Regions from separate parts of the Homo sapiens genome. Here regions 2 and 3 are each linked to region 1. The links are chromatin contacts, found by Hi-C or POLR2A ChIA-PET in ENCODE. All regions are on one chromosome and are shown on one strand. The core of a region is the stretch at or near the end of the contact, and the rest is flanking DNA. Distances in the headings are between cores, read along the strand shown.

Region 1 (5,019 bases), core at 1,591-4,090:
TGCTTGGGTCAACAGCCCTCATTGACCAAGCTACAAAAGGAAGAGTCAAGACTCCACAAGGCCTGCATGGCCTCACCACACAAGCTCACAGCCAGTGTTTGTGAGGCCTCTCCTTTGGCAAGAGGTGCAGAGCTGCTGTACAAGTAGCCACTGTGAGTGAGGGGCCTCCTTGGTGGGATGGAGGGGTGAAGGGGAGGGAGAAAATGAGGATGAATACCAGGTTCCTGGCTTGGATCACTGGGTAGACAGTGGTACCCCTCACCCATGTTAGCAACTCAGGAGAAGAAGCTGTGGAGGCTTTGGCAGCAGCCTTCTGCACTTTGTGTCCTGTCATCTTGCAGAACATCAAAGGCCAATGTACACATGGGTCCAACACTCCAGACAATATTTTCCTGACCCCCTTGACTCCAGTGACCTTTACTTGGATTCCATTTCAACCAGCCACCCTCTTGGCTATGCTTGTTCCATGCATTCCCCAAAACTCCCCCATATGAGAATTCCCATGTTCAAATGACCACTTTCTGTCTGCACTGGGTCTGTTGGACTCTTGCTCCAGTTATTTGCACCACGTGTTTTCCTGCCTCCGTAAGACTCCCAAGCCTTCAGCCTGTCTTCCCAGCTACCAACGTATAAACTCTATCCTGTCCTTGCTCTTTTCCAAGCCTGGCTGCCCCCATGAATTATGTCCCATGCTTACCTCTGCAGCCCCCTCTCCTGCCACAGCCTGGTCTCTCTTTGCTCCTTGTTCCAGGCAAAACCATGACCAGATATTTCCCTGATTCTAAGATCCCATTTGTTGAAGAGACAATAATGTTTAATAACAGATTTCTAGAAGAAAGACAACACTACCACATGAAATGTATGCAGTCATTGGGAGAAATCTTTGTATTTAAGAAATGATCAAAGTGCAAACAGATCTGTTTTAGGATGGTGAGATTTCAGTTCTTCAGTCTCTCTCATCCCCAGGTCATGGGCACACAGTTTCTGGCTGGAATGGAAATACTATCTCATTTAACTTTTAAACAATGCTGCAAACTAGGTATTCGCATCACCATTTTATAAAATGGAAACAGTTTTAGAAACATAAAGTTATTTTCTCTAAGAAGGTTACACAGGTAATAAGGGAGAAAAATTATATTAGTCTGTTTAGGCAACCATAACAAAATACCATGGCCTGGGTGGCTTATGCAACACACATTTGTTTTCTCATGGTTCTGGGGGCTGGAAGTTTGAGATCTGGATGTCGGCAGGGTTGGGTGCTGGGGAGGGCTCTCTCCCAGGCTTGCAGAGGGCCACCTTCTTGCTGCGTCCTCACATGACCCTTCCTCAGTGGGTGCTTCCTCTCCTTATAAAGTCACAAATCCCATCATGCAGGACCCAACCTCAAGACCTAATGTAACTCTCATTACCTCCCAAAGGTCCATCTCCAAGGTCTCATTACCTCCCAAGGTCTCATCCCATTGGGGGTTAGAGCTTCAACATATGAGTGATGAGGGAGGGACACAAACGTTCAGTACATAACAATAATCATGTCTTAAACATAGGCCTTCTCATTTCAATTTCTAATTTCCTTTTATCCTGCTACACTGTAGCTGGATTCATTAATTCCTACTTGCCTTCTAAAACCCAGTCAGGGTGCCCACCGTGAAAAGCCCTTCCAGACCCTGTTTTCCAAGGCGGGGCTGGGCTCAGGGCTCTCCTCTGGGCTTCCCTCGGATCCTGTGCATTCTTTTAGTCCTTCCCACTGTGTTTGAGAATCACAGATAGGTCAAGGCCTTAGTAACTTTGTGTCTGTAGAACCAACAAGACTTGTTCCATCGTGGCCCTTCCAACAATATTTGTTCCGTTTCCCTGGAGCAATTTGACAGCCCATCGGGCATTGGGAACGGTTTTATCTGTTTTAGGACCATTAGAACTTCAAGAATCGCACAAATGCTACTGGTTTTTTTTCAGACCTTCAGAAACTCCCAAGCCAATGCTTTCAGGAAGTCTTAAATATTCATCTTAGAAAACTCTAATTAGTATTGCAAATTAAATGTATCCTTTTCTGGTCTGGCTATTATACAAATGGAGGTGTTTTTTCAGTTGTTGTTTTAAGACAAGGTCTCACTTTGTCATCCAGGCTGGATTACAGTGGCGTGATCATGCCTCATTGCAGCCTCGACTGCCTGGGCTCAAGTGATCCTCCCACCTCAGCCTCTGGAGTAGCTGGGACCACAGGCATGCACCACCACACCCCAAATGGAGGACTTTTTTTTTTTTTTTTTTGATGGAGCCTTGCTCTGTCTCCCAGGCTGGAGTGCAGTGGTACGATCTCAGGTCACTGCAACCTCTGCTTCCTGGGTTCAAACAATTCTGCTTCCTCAACCCCCTGAGTAGCTGGGATTACAGTCATGCACCACCACACCCAGCTAATTTTTGCATTTTTAGTAGAGACGGGGGTTTTGCCATGTTGGGCAGGCTGGTCTCAAACTCCTGAACTCAGGTGTTCTGCTTGCCACAGCCTCCCAAAGTGCTAGGATTACAGGCATGGGCCACCATGCCTGGCCCCAAATGGAGGTTTTTCACACCAGACCTGAAAATCCATTCGTTGGGGAGGATAGGAACGTCTAAGTTGTTTGATGTTTGGCCCAGACTTTTAGAAAATCCCACAAGTAAATTTTACTGGTAGGAACAGTGGGAATCAAACTCATCTCTTTGAAAGGCTTGATGATAGCAAAGTCTCCCGAGACACAAGTAGTGATACGGGAGATGGAGCAAAATAACTTGCTCCATATCTTCCTTCCTTAAAAGAATTGGCCAAGGAACGGCTTGGATGACTCATTGATCTCTGCCTGTGACCCGTGCCAGAGCCTTGCCTGCCGGGTTCTCTGAGTTTCTGGTGAAGCATTCAGACTCCATGCAGGAAGTGAGGTCATGATTGTTTTGGCAGTTTGGGTGGCGTTTATCCTTTGGTAGCGGCTGAAGTTTATCAGTAGGTTTAGCCTTTGCACTTTGAGAAACCAACTATTATCTCACTCACAATTTAGAATAATAAAAAGTCCATGGCAGAAAAACGTGCAGTAAGTACAGATAAAGAACAAACGAGGGAGAACCTGGTGTTCCTGTCCACATCAGCCCCCCAGGGCACACAATCTATCCATGCTCTGATAGAGTCCGTGAGAAGGCGCCACCGGCGTTCTCGCTTTTTCTTTCTGGTAGCAGCTGCAAGTCAAGACATTTCTTGGAGAGCGGTTGGGAGTAGAGAAAACACGTTACATCTTTAGTTAATAATTTGGATTCAGTTATATCCTGAAGTGACCTGCAAGGGGGACACTTAGGTTTAGGAAGACCTCTTAAAGGTTTGTCTCCTCCCTGGGAGCTGTAATCAGAGCAGTTAAAAGATGGGCTAAGCCTCCGCAGTTTGTTGTCAGAAGTGGCTAAGAAGAATCTGGTAACTGCTGTCAGGGACCCCTCCTGGAGGCTTCCTGTACCCCGTGGGACGCCGACCAGATTTCCAATGTGGTTCTAAGTCTGAGATGCTACAAGCTTATGCATTTACAATTACATAGAGAAACAGGGTTCTCCTTTAACACTTTGCTCATGAGGGGCATCCCAAAGACTAAAAAGTACGGAACTGCAAAAACAAACGAACAAACAACTTTGCAAATCTTGCTTTAAATATCCAAAGCAAGAGAAAAGTAACACATCACCATTAAAATGATCTTAGATTGGTAAACTATCTGAGCTGCTATACTATTATTAATGGGAAAAAAAAAAACACCTGGATGAAGATGTTAAATAATTCCATAAGTCACTATCATTCATCAAGCAAGTAAGAGACTTTTTATGCAACTACAAACTCTGGCTTGACTTCTTCAAATTTTGTTTTATGTTTTATTTTTTATATCTGGAATATATTGTGAGACTTAGAACAGATGGCTATAATCCCAAAGCATATATATGCATTATAGTTTTTAGGAGCTAAAAACTATAATTAAAAATGATTGTATGCACACACAGTGCTGAAAGATTTTTAAAACAGAAAAGCTTCATATAAAATGTGGACTTTCTCAGCCATCCTGTTACTTGATGCTCTGTAGACATGCTCTGGGTGAGAGGATCATACCTCACAGTGGGATCGGGACACCCCAAAGGGAGATTGTCTTGTAGTTGGATCAGTTCGGCCTAGTCCACACTTGGAACTCTCCCCTGCTGGTTTCAGTTACGGTAGACTGGAATTGGCACATTACCCAGAGGCGGAAGGGAAGTTACAGTGTCTGTGGATATGTATAGTGGTGCCTCACACACTAGATTTCATGTCAGACAAAGCAAGTTGAAATCTGCAATCTGCTTTTTATTAGCTTTGTGACCTTGGGCAAGTTAATCTCTTTAATCCCCGGTAACACTGTGGGGTTATTTTGAGGTTTAAATGAACCCACGACGGCCACTTCACTAACTCCCTAATTTTCTTATTACTCATCAGGTCCCCATGTTCTCTCATCCTTCCTTTCATGGCTTAATTAATTCATGGCTTAATTAATGGTTGGCTCCATCTTCACAAGCACCCTCAAAGCTCTCTTGTTTCTCTCCCTCCATTGTACTTGCCTGGAAACCCCCAGCCTAAGATGGATCCACCAAGCTACTCTTCTGGGAGAGAAATCATTCATACCAACAGGATCACAAAACACACTTTTCCACCTGCATCTGCCTTGTGCTCACAGTGCCGTTTGACCCAGTCGGCCACCATCTTCTTGGCTTCTTAACACCACCACCACTTCTTAACACTTCTTGGCTTCTTAACACCACTCTGAGATATACTTTCAAGTTCTTTGCTTTATTGTTTAAATTAAAAATAGAGGGGTTTTTTTTCTTGTTCAAAGGGTTGCAATAATAATTTTTCTAGAAGCCGGACACGATGATTTTACTGAAGAGACTCCAACCCTGCCTCTAATCAGAGGACCTAAATAATCACTGCAAATCCTGAAGCCCTAGAGCTGTGTTCCCTGAACACCTAAAGACAGAGGAGGTGAGGCCAGC
Region 2 (5,019 bases), core at 1,000-3,499, 120 kb before region 1:
TTTAACACTGTAGTTCGTGAGGTAGGCCTTTTCCTCCCAGTCCAGAAGAATAAAATTATCTGGAATGAGAATCGGATGTGAGACAAGTTAAAGAGAATTGGAACTTCTTTTTCTAGGCATTTCAGCTGTATTTTTAGCAGGCAAAATAATTTTGGGGAGCATCATATCTAAATCTTTCACTCCCATTCTTTGAATTTAGCAATTCACGTATATTTTGGGAAAAAAACAACATATGAACACCTACATCTTACAAGGAAGATGTAGATCTATACACACCTAGCGTTGATGTTAAGTGTCTCCCTTCATGGATGAGGTGAAACAGAACAGTTTCACACAGCTGGTGGGAATGTAAATAGTACAACCACTATAGAAAACAGTATGGAGGTTCCTTAAATAACCAAAAGTAGATCTACCATTCAATCCAGCAATCCCACTACTGGGTATCTACCCAAAGGAAAATAAGTCATTATATGAAAAAGACACTTGTACCTACATGTTTACAGCAGCATAACTCTCAATTGCAAAGATATGGAACCAACCTAAGTGCCCATCGATCAATGAGTGGATGAAGAAAATGTGGTATATATACACCATGGAATACTACTCAGCCATAAAAAGAAATGAAATAATGTCTTTTGCAGCAACTTGGATGGAGCTGGAGGCTATTATTTTGAGTAAAGTAAGTCAGGAATGGGAAACCAAATATCCTATGTTCTCACTTATAAGTGGGAGCTAAGCTATGAAGATGCAAAGGCCTAAGAATGATGTAATGGACTTTGGGGACGGGGCCAGGGAAAGTTGGTAGGGGTGAGAGATAAAAGACCATGTATCGGGTACAGTGTACACTGTTCAGGTGATGGGTGCTCTAAAATCTCAGAAATCACCACTAGAGAACTTATCCATATAACCAAAAACCACCTGTACCTCAAAAACTATTGAAATAAAAAAAAAAACAGAATGTTAAAGAGTATCCCTTAACTTGCCCTTCATTAGTGATCAGTACCTTGTCAATGGTAGATAGATCCCCCAAAGTGCTGTTGGTCTGTACATAGGCCGTCCAACTATGTGTAGGTTTGTCACCAGTAACCTAAACTGACACTAAGTGTAGGTAATTTCAGCTCCTCAAACAGGCATGATGGTTTTCAGGAACCATGTCAACTAGAGGAAACCAAGAGGATTTTCTGAAAGCAGCTGATTAATTCTTCGATGACTTCTCTTGGGGTTCCCTGATTTCCCATGGAATCAGACAGCTCTGAGCTGTAATCATTGGTAGTGTTTTGAAATCTTCACGTTATATAAACAAATCATCATCTTGCCAGGTTTGGGGGTCATCCTGTTAATAGGTCTGAAACAGGAACTCAGTGTGAGTCCTGGGTCACGGCCTCTTTTCCCCCAAGATCACATTTTTTTAGACAAACATTGCTTACTTTCTTTAACTGCAGAAAGTCTGTGCACGATTAAGTAGAATTTAGGCTCCTGGTGGTGTGCTAAAGTGAAACAAAGGAATTCCAGTGATTGGTAAGACAGGTGTTTGCTTCCTCTTCCTTGTTTTGGGCAGCACAGGCAAATCCCCCACATTACTGTTGTTCTTCATGGGATTGCCCCTTGGAGAGAGGATGGACACTGCTTATAAACCATCGTCCAGGTCCTATTCCCTCCTCTTTATGGTCGGAGGCACAGTTCTGAGTTCCCCCATATCACAGCAATTACCTTGCATCCCTTTTTCCCCTTTTTGATTACTATAAGTTTGAGTCAGCTCTTCATCCTCTCAAGTTGGCACCCATGGGAAGAGGCCAAGTTTATTTATCTTTGGTGCATCCTGTCTTCCTTTTCTGCCCTTCTGTGGCTTTTGGTAACTTCTTCATCCTTGGGCATTTTTTTGTGCTTAGCTCTTTTCATCTCCTCCCTTCTAAAAAAAAGACTCTTTGGCAAAGGCTCTGATAAACACATTTGCACTGAGGTGTAAATGGCTGATAAAAGATGCGTGTTTTGTTTGTTTGTTTGTTTGTTTTTTTACTAGGAGCATTTGCTTTGGTGCAAAGATATAAATTTCTAATGGTGGAATTTCAGATCAGCAGCCAGGGAAGGGAAGGAGTTGGGGGTGAGATATCTTCTTGAGGCCCCCATCAGCCTGCTTCTAAGGACATCCTCCTCCAAGGTAGCAGCCGGTCATAGGAGGCCCGGGCTGCTGTCTGTGGGAGGGGCTGGTCCCATGGTGAAACTCTGGCCTCACTCCACGACCAGAGCTTGAAGTCCTGGGGCTCTGTCTGAAAATCTTGAGCAAGCATCTTGCTTTTCCCAGAGGAATGTTTGGAAACACTACGAATATCACATTTGTGGTATATGTTTCATTACTTTACTGTTTTCTTCAGCTGATCTGATAGATACTTCATCGTTTTAAGGATTCTTGAACTTGCCCTTTAGCGACTCCAGTGCAACATCCTGGGTTCCCACATAGAGGTTAGTTCTTGCTGACAGAAACCTTTTAGTCTCATCATTCCTCAACTTGTCTAAATCAGAAGTGTTTTCGATATTCAAACCCTGACCTCCAGTAAATGAAAAACTGTTACAGCACAGTGAAATTCCTCCAGGCTTGGAGCACATACATCCATGACCACATCACTGCAGAATGAGATGACTAGGGCTGATGTCAAGGCAGGCAGCACCAGCCCCCACAGAAATGCCGGCCCTGCCCCGATTTCTTTGACACAACATGCAAGCCAGGCCTCTCAGGCACACTCCCAAGATGTGACATCTTCCAAACAACCCCTGCCCCATTAAAAAAATAAAAATCATCAAGCTTCAATGTAACTCAAAGCAGAAAGTATTGGTTAACATTATTTTTTTCCCCTAAAATACAATTCACCTCTCAGAGAAACTACTTTTGGATTCTGTTTATTCTAGTGAGTTGAAAATTTACTGTGGCCAGGGGCCTGTAATCTCAGCACTTTGGGAGGCCAAGGCGGGCTGATTGCTTGAGTCCAGGAGTTCGAGACCAGCCTGGGTGACATGATGAAACCTTGTCTTTACAAAAAATTTAAATAATAGCTGGGTGAGGTGGCACGTTCCTGTAGTCCCAGCTACTTGGGAGGCAGAGGTGGGAGGATTGCCTGAGTCCAGAATGGTGAGGCTGCGGTGAGCTGTGATAGCACCGTGGCAGAGTGAGATTCTGTCTCAAAAAAAAAAAAAAAGAAAACGAAAAATAACAGAAAATTTACCCTGAATTTCACCTTATATGATTCTATGATGTTTATGTGTGTTGAAGAACAAGTCAGACCTATAGGGTAAAGCGTTGTGTATTTGTCGGTTTTCTTTATCAGAGTAACTCAATTTTACCTGTCTTATCATCTTTCCAGGGCCTTTGGTATAGTACGTTCTCATAAAAAATTGTGAGGTGAAAAAGCAAATAAAGATGTTTATTTCTAACCCTATTTTGATAAGTTGAAATCTTTCATTTTCCAGCTGTTTTGTCTATAGTATACTAAACTTCCTCCATGGGCACAATAATACTGTTTATACTGCAGTGTGGGTAAACCTCAGAAACATTATGCTAAGTGAAGGAAGCCAGTCACAAAGGATCCCATATTGTACGGTTCCACTCATGTCAAATGTCTAGAATAGTCTAATCTATAGAGATAGAAAATACGTTAGTTGTTGCCTAGGGCTGAGGGAGACAAGAGAAATGGGGGTGACTGCTAAAGAGTATGAAGTTTCTTTTTGGGGTGATGAAATGTTCTAAAATTATGTTATGGTGATGGTTGTATAACTCTGTAAATGTGCTTTGACTTATACACTTTGAATGTTATGGTATGTAAATTACATATCAATACAGTGGTTTAAAAATGAATAAACTGGCCTGGCATGGTGGCTTAAGCTTGTAATCCGAGCACTTTGGGAGGCCGAGGTGGGCAGATCACTTGAGGTCAGGAGTTCGAGACCAGCCTGACCAACATGGTGAAACCCCAACTCTATTAAAATACAAAAATTAGCCAGGTGTAGTGGTGGGCGCCTGTAATCCCAGCTACTCAGGAGGCTGAGGCAAGAGAAACACTTGAACCCAGGAGATGGAGGTTGCAGTGAGTGGAGATCATGCCACTGCACTCCAGCCTGGGTGACAGAGTGAGTGAGACTCTGAAAATAAAAAGGAGAAAGAAAGAAAGAAAGAGAGAGAGAGAAAGAGAAAGAAAGAAAGAAAGAAAGAGAGAGAGAGAAAGAAAGAAAGAGAGAGAGAGAGAGAAAGAAAGAAAAAAGAAAGAAAAATGAATAAACTATGGTCTTATAAAATGGAAAGAAAAAGAGAGGACTTGGTTTGGATCCTTACTGCGGTGTAATATGAAAGACATTTGGTCTTTGTCCCCAGTTCCTGGCAAAGAGTTCCCTAACACCCAACCTATGGGATCTAATGCTAACTCCAGATAGATAATGTCAGGATTGAATTGATGTATAGTATACCCAGTTGGTGTTTGCTGGAGAACTGCATGGTGTGTGGGGAAAATCCCCTCTGTGTCTGGTCACAGAAGTGTTCTGGGCTGTGATGCAAGCACAGTAGGAGAGAAACAGAGTATCTTTCTTCAGAATTGGCATCAGAAGTGTTGCGAGAGAGGGTAGAGCAACAGCGAGTGTGCTTACCCCACCCCCCAACCTTTCTACAAATCTGGGAAATAGAATGAATCTGATCATTTTACTGGTATAGTAAGAAAATGCTTTGTTGTGGCTATGAAGGTGAGGATGAAATGGGTGAGGGTACCCTTCGGAGATGAAAAGGAAATTAAGGTAAGTGGGAAAGAAAATAAAAATTGAAGCCAAGGAATGTGTGCTGGTCACATCCTAAGGTGGCTCGCAGTGGCCCAACCTGTGTAACTCCCTCCTCTCGAGCTTGGTGAGACCTATGACTTGCATCTGACAATAGACTATGGCAAAGCCGCTGCGACATCATTCCTGTGATTATGACTATCAGACTCCGTCTTAGACTGGAGGGAGAAATTCTCCTGCTGGCCTTGAAGAAGCCAGTTGCTCTGA
Region 3 (5,019 bases), core at 1,588-4,087, 72 kb after region 1:
CTCAGATCAACTACTGCCCACAGTCAGAGGTGAAAGAGTTGACTGTAAGGTGAAACAGGAAGACTTTCAGGGGTGATCTAAATGTTATATATCTAGATTGTGGTGGTGACATGGGTACATAAATTTGTCAAAACTTATTGAATTGCATACTTAAAATGAATGCATCTGATTGTATTACATCATTGTATGTAAATGATCCTGGACCCCTATCTCACACCAAACACAAAAATTAATTTGAAATAGATCATAGATCTAGATGTAAATTCAACCTATCAAACTTCTGGGAAAAAAAATAAACCAAGAGAATAATCTTTATGAGTTTTGTCAGCAGATTTTTTGGGGACATAAAAATCACTAAAAAGAGGGGGGGATCAATTAATTTAAGTCTCCCCAAAAAATCTTTCTCTTCTTAAATCAGTAGTTATAATCCTAGCAGCACATTTAAGTCATCTGGAGCATGTACAAATAAAAGCACAATACCCATCCCAGACTAACTGAATCACAATATCTTCTTGAGAAACATTGACTTAAAGTTTGGACTCCATTGATTTTCAAAGCAACAAATGTGCCTCACAGAGAGGTTATGTAGCCTTACATCTCTAACATATGAAATATTTTTTGTTTGCATATGAATACATAAATGGAGAAAGTAAGTTATATACACGTATTAATTTATTCAATTTGATTATTATGTATCAGGGACTATGTTGGATGCTTAGTTACAAAAAGACTGAGACACAATCCTTGGCCACAATTATAGGAAGAGTCAGAGTTCTAGGTGGGATAAAAGTTGTGCAAATATATGACGTGCATACACAAAGAGATAGATTTCATCTTGTGTGGGTGTCAGGAAGAGGAGTTGGCAAAGGCCTTAGAGAAGAAGAAGGGATTTCCATTAAGCCAAGTCTCAAAAGATGATTATGATGTGATCTGGTTGTCCTGGACAACTTGACTAACCACACCTCCGCAACCCCGCAGGCAACACACACACATTTTTGTGCACATACCGGCAACATATATATTTTTCAAAATCCTAAGTATCCATGCCTGCCTTATAGTTAACGTTTCGAAGATTCTTTCTCTACCCATTGTCCTGGATTAATATCAAAAGAGAACGAAGAAAGAAGCTTAAGGGAGAAAATCCACTGCATCTTCAGATTGTTTCCTTCTTTCTGATCTCAGGAGGTCCAGGGAGGTAGGAAGAACCTTTTCACCTGTTTCCTCATATTGTTCCTCTATTGTCCTCTCCAGCTGGTAAGCCCCAACATCGTGTATCTTAAAAAGCTAATGAGGCCAGGACAGAATTGCCATTTAAATTCTTTAGTAACATTTCCTCTTACAGTCTGAGCTCTTATCCTCTGACTTGTTTCCTTAAGTTTCTATCAAGCTCCTCAGTCAGGTTAGTTGGAATATTCCCATGCTTCTTCCTTTTTCTGTTAGAGAATAAGGTCTATTATATAACTCCTTCATCTCCTTAGAAATACAGATAGCCTATCAGCAGTTTTGGAAAAACATCCCAACTGATTTTAGGGCATTGAGGCGTTTGATGGGAGGAAGCTATCTATACAAAGAGTGAATGCTGTACAAACAGCAAACTTTACAGGGAAAAAGTTGATATTTATAGATACTCATTTATACCCCAGGGCAAGACAGACAGATAGATAGATAGATAGATAGATAGATAGATAGATAGATAGATAGCAATATATTGATATCTGTTTATCCATTGAGTCAAACAAATAAACACACATAGATTACAAAGGTCCTTTTCTCTTCCCATGCCTGAAGAGAAAGGAGGCCTGTGGTTTCTTTCCATAGATATGCATCACTCCTGAAAAGCACACTCACATCTTGTTTATATATTACAGCCTTCCGCTACTTCACCAAATGTCTCCTGGCCTTTGCTCAGTGAGCCAGTTGAGCTCCCAGAAAAATCCTTCATTCTTTCCCAACTGTGCCTCCCAAGACAGATGTTTTATATCAAGGACACCAAGTCCTGCCCTGAGGACTTAGCCAGCAAAAACTCACTAGAGGCCCTTGCCTTCAGGAGATGATGTAACCTTGGAGAGATGTGTGCTACAATCTCCCTGCAAAGGCGGAAGACAGCGTGAACTCACAGGGGACCCAGGCCAGGGTATTGGGTGGGCCATCCCTCTCTGTTGTGATGAGTGGCTATAGTGTGTAAGTCAGCCTGGGAAAATGTCTGCTCAGTCCCAGGAGTGGATTCCACAGCTCTTTGGTTGACAGTTCAGTTCCCACCATCTTCTGCTTGCAAGTCTTCTTAGGGCAATGCTGCAGGGTAGGTCCTTGTCCTGTTTTATTCAAGAGCACTCCTGGTATGGCCCCACCATCTGTGCAGAGAGCAAGGCTTCACATGTCTCCAGGGTCTTATGGTAAGTTGGATATGACAAGTGAGAACCCAGCAGTCTGGGGACAGTGCTCAGAGCAGTGTAAAGGGCAGTCACACAGCCAAGTACTTTCCAAGGCAGGGCAGGCCTTGCCAGTCCTCACTCAGAGATGTTCACACCAGCCTTGTGTACAGCATGCTTAGCTCTTTGATTTCTGAGCCCTCAGCTATCACAAGTAGTCAATTCTCAGGAGAGGCTGAGTTGGGAGATGGACCTAATGACATTGCCTAGCACACAGTAGGCACTCAAAGCATATTAGATGAATGACAGAATGATCAAACAGCATCAAAAAGGCACAGCTAACTAGAAGAGGGGGCCCAGGAAAACAAATAAGTAAAATTGATGCTTTCGTGCCTGGGCCCTTTAGGACAAGGAAAAGAACTCAGGATTGCAAACTGCTAGTCTGAACTAGGGACTTGACATTTATTATCTGAGTCACTCATGTAGTCATCCTGGGAGGTATTAGGAACACCCTTTTACAGATGCAGAGGTGGAAGCCTGGAGAAGGGAAGTGGTTCCCCCCAGGTCCTCCATCCAGTAAGGGGCAAGGCCTCAGTCCCAACAAAGCTCTACCTCTGTTGCAGCTCATAGCTCAGTTTCCTCAACTACAGAAAGGATGCAGCGTTGCTTATCAAATGGGGTGGTTTCGAAAGCAGCATATTTAAACTCTGGATTAGGACCCCATTAAACTTGAATCTGGATCAGATCTAGGGAGAAGTTTACTTTTGTGCTATTCATAAAAGAAAAGGTTTAGAAAGCCAAGAACCGTGTAAACCACATTGCTGGGTGGGAGGATGTGAAAAGTATGTAAGCAAATAAACTATCTCTAAGCAACTCAAACATAAGACAAACATTTATTTGCATATAGATGAGTGATGTGATTGCTTCTGCCTGGAACCATTTTTCACTTTTCTGTCTTTTCCCCTTTTTTTCTAACTAACTTTTATTTATCCTTCAAGTCATGCCTTAACTGTCATGCCCTGTGGAAAGCCTCTACTGACCCCTGCACTAAGTGACTCACTTCTATTATACTATCCTGTGTCCTCCATTATTTTAATTGCTTGTTTATTTTCTGTCTTCCTTTCCAGGCAGCAAATTCCACAGTAACAGTAGCAATGATGTCCTTAGCACTTAGCACAGTCCCTGACACACTGCCAAAAGTACATGTAAAATGAATATATGAAAGAATAAATGATATGCTAATTACAAATCACAGGTTCCTCTAAGATACTTTTCCCAAACAAGTCACTAAATGGATTGAATAGTCACTCCTTTAACTGCTTGTTCTCTCTCTGTGCCTTTTTCAACAACTTTTGATTAAATCGCTACTGTTCATCAGATTCCATACTAGATGAAATAGACACATTTATTTGCCCTACGTAACCCACTGTGTCCCGTTCACATGTCTGTAGAGTGCCCATAATGCTTTGTAGCACTCATCTATTTACATGTTTGTCTCTACAACTAAAAGGCTATAAACTCGTAGAACTCAGAGTTAGGGTATTGATCATCTTACATCACCAGAACCTGGCACAGTGAGTGGTAGAGAATAAGTACTTTATAATTGTATTTGGAGTGGTGAATAAAATATTTTAAATTGATACAGCCCTTTGGAAATCAATCTGGCAAAATGAATTGAATACCTTAAAATACTTATATTGACTACTTCTAATATAACATAAGTAAATCATTCATCTTAAACAAAAATCCCTATGTAAAAATATTTATCAATTATAGTAACAAAATGTGGGAACTAGTTAAATGTCTATTTGTAAATAAAAGGTTAAGTAATCTACCACACACGTCTACATGTTGGAGTATTGTGCAGGCTTTATAAATGATGCTAAGGAAGAACACAGGAAAGTGATCATGAAATCACTTTTAATTAAATAAAATTTAAGTATTAAAATTGTATTTTAAATACCATATTCATATATTCATTTTTGAAAAAAATTAAAGCAAGCTAATTATAGGAAACACAATACATGAAAGAAATAGACAAACATATCATGTGTTTGGTGAATGATCAATGGGCATTTTGCTTTTATTTCCTTATGTGTTAAGTAATTTCCAAATTTTCTTAAATAAGTTTGCTCATTTTTTTTCTTTTTTTTCTTTTTTTGAGACAGAGTCTTGCACTGTCGCCCGGGCTGGAGTGCACTGGCGTGATCTTGGCTCACTGCAAGCTCTGCCTCCCGGGTTCACACCATTCTCCTGCCTCAGCCTCCCAAGCAGCTGGGACTACAGGCACCCGCCACCACACCCAGCTAATTTTCTGTATTTTTAATAGAGACAGGGTTTCACTGTGTTAGCCAGGATGGTCTAGATCTCCTGACCTTGTGATCCACCTGCCTTGGCCTCCCAAAGTGCTGGGATGACAGGCATGAGCCACCGCGCCCAGCAAGTTTGCTCATTTTATAATGAAAATAATGTCATTGAAGACTTCCATTTCCAACCATTACAGAGAAATGAGAACCAAAATTTACCTCCCACCCTAAACAACTTATAAAACTGAACAAAATACATGAAATAACAGTTTTAGATATTGAACAAGAGGTGGCAAAGGAGAATGATCCATGAGAAAAAGTAAACAAATGATGTGAGCACTACG

What was found. A loop is a pair of places that touch in the nucleus more often than their neighbours do. ChIA-PET counts read pairs that join two places held with the same protein, here RNA polymerase II (POLR2A). Pooled maps may share reads with other maps.
Region 2: a loop to region 1 is called in a map of IMR-90, with 2.2 times the contacts of the local background. The contact joins two enhancer-like sites. A Hi-C loop is called at or near these places in 1 of 168 maps with a recorded cell type or tissue (IMR-90). POLR2A ChIA-PET finds 5 or more read pairs at or near these places in 1 of 52 experiments (activated CD4-positive, alpha-beta T cell).
Region 3: a map of heart right ventricle shows a loop between it and region 1 (2.1-fold over the local background). The contact joins two enhancer-like sites. A Hi-C loop is called at or near these places in 7 of 168 maps with a recorded cell type or tissue (Caco-2, HCT116, PC-3 and 4 more), 1 of 37 single-sample maps with no recorded cell type and 1 of 50 pooled maps.

The regions. Positions count from the first base shown.
Region 1 is chr18:22,429,916-22,434,934 of GRCh38, forward strand. No RefSeq gene overlaps it. Among named protein-coding and RNA genes, the nearest start is that of CTAGE1, 15 kb to the left of the region's middle. Within about 2 kb of position 2,841, at least 11 of the 41 ENCODE cell types and tissues checked have a DNase peak (open chromatin) inside an H3K27ac peak, as active enhancers do; they include heart right ventricle and left ventricle myocardium inferior, where a contact is called at or near this core.
Region 2 is chr18:22,311,947-22,316,965 of GRCh38, forward strand. The region is part of intron 1 of LOC101927548 (a long non-coding RNA gene); the gene reads right to left. Among named protein-coding and RNA genes, the nearest start is that of CTAGE1, 100 kb to the right of the region's middle. Within about 2 kb of position 2,250, at least 4 of the 41 ENCODE cell types and tissues checked have a DNase peak (open chromatin) inside an H3K27ac peak, as active enhancers do.
Region 3 is chr18:22,501,999-22,507,017 of GRCh38, forward strand. No RefSeq gene overlaps it. Among named protein-coding and RNA genes, the nearest start is that of CTAGE1, 87 kb to the left of the region's middle. Within about 2 kb of position 2,838, at least 9 of the 41 ENCODE cell types and tissues checked have a DNase peak (open chromatin) inside an H3K27ac peak, as active enhancers do; they include heart right ventricle and left ventricle myocardium inferior, where a contact is called at or near this core.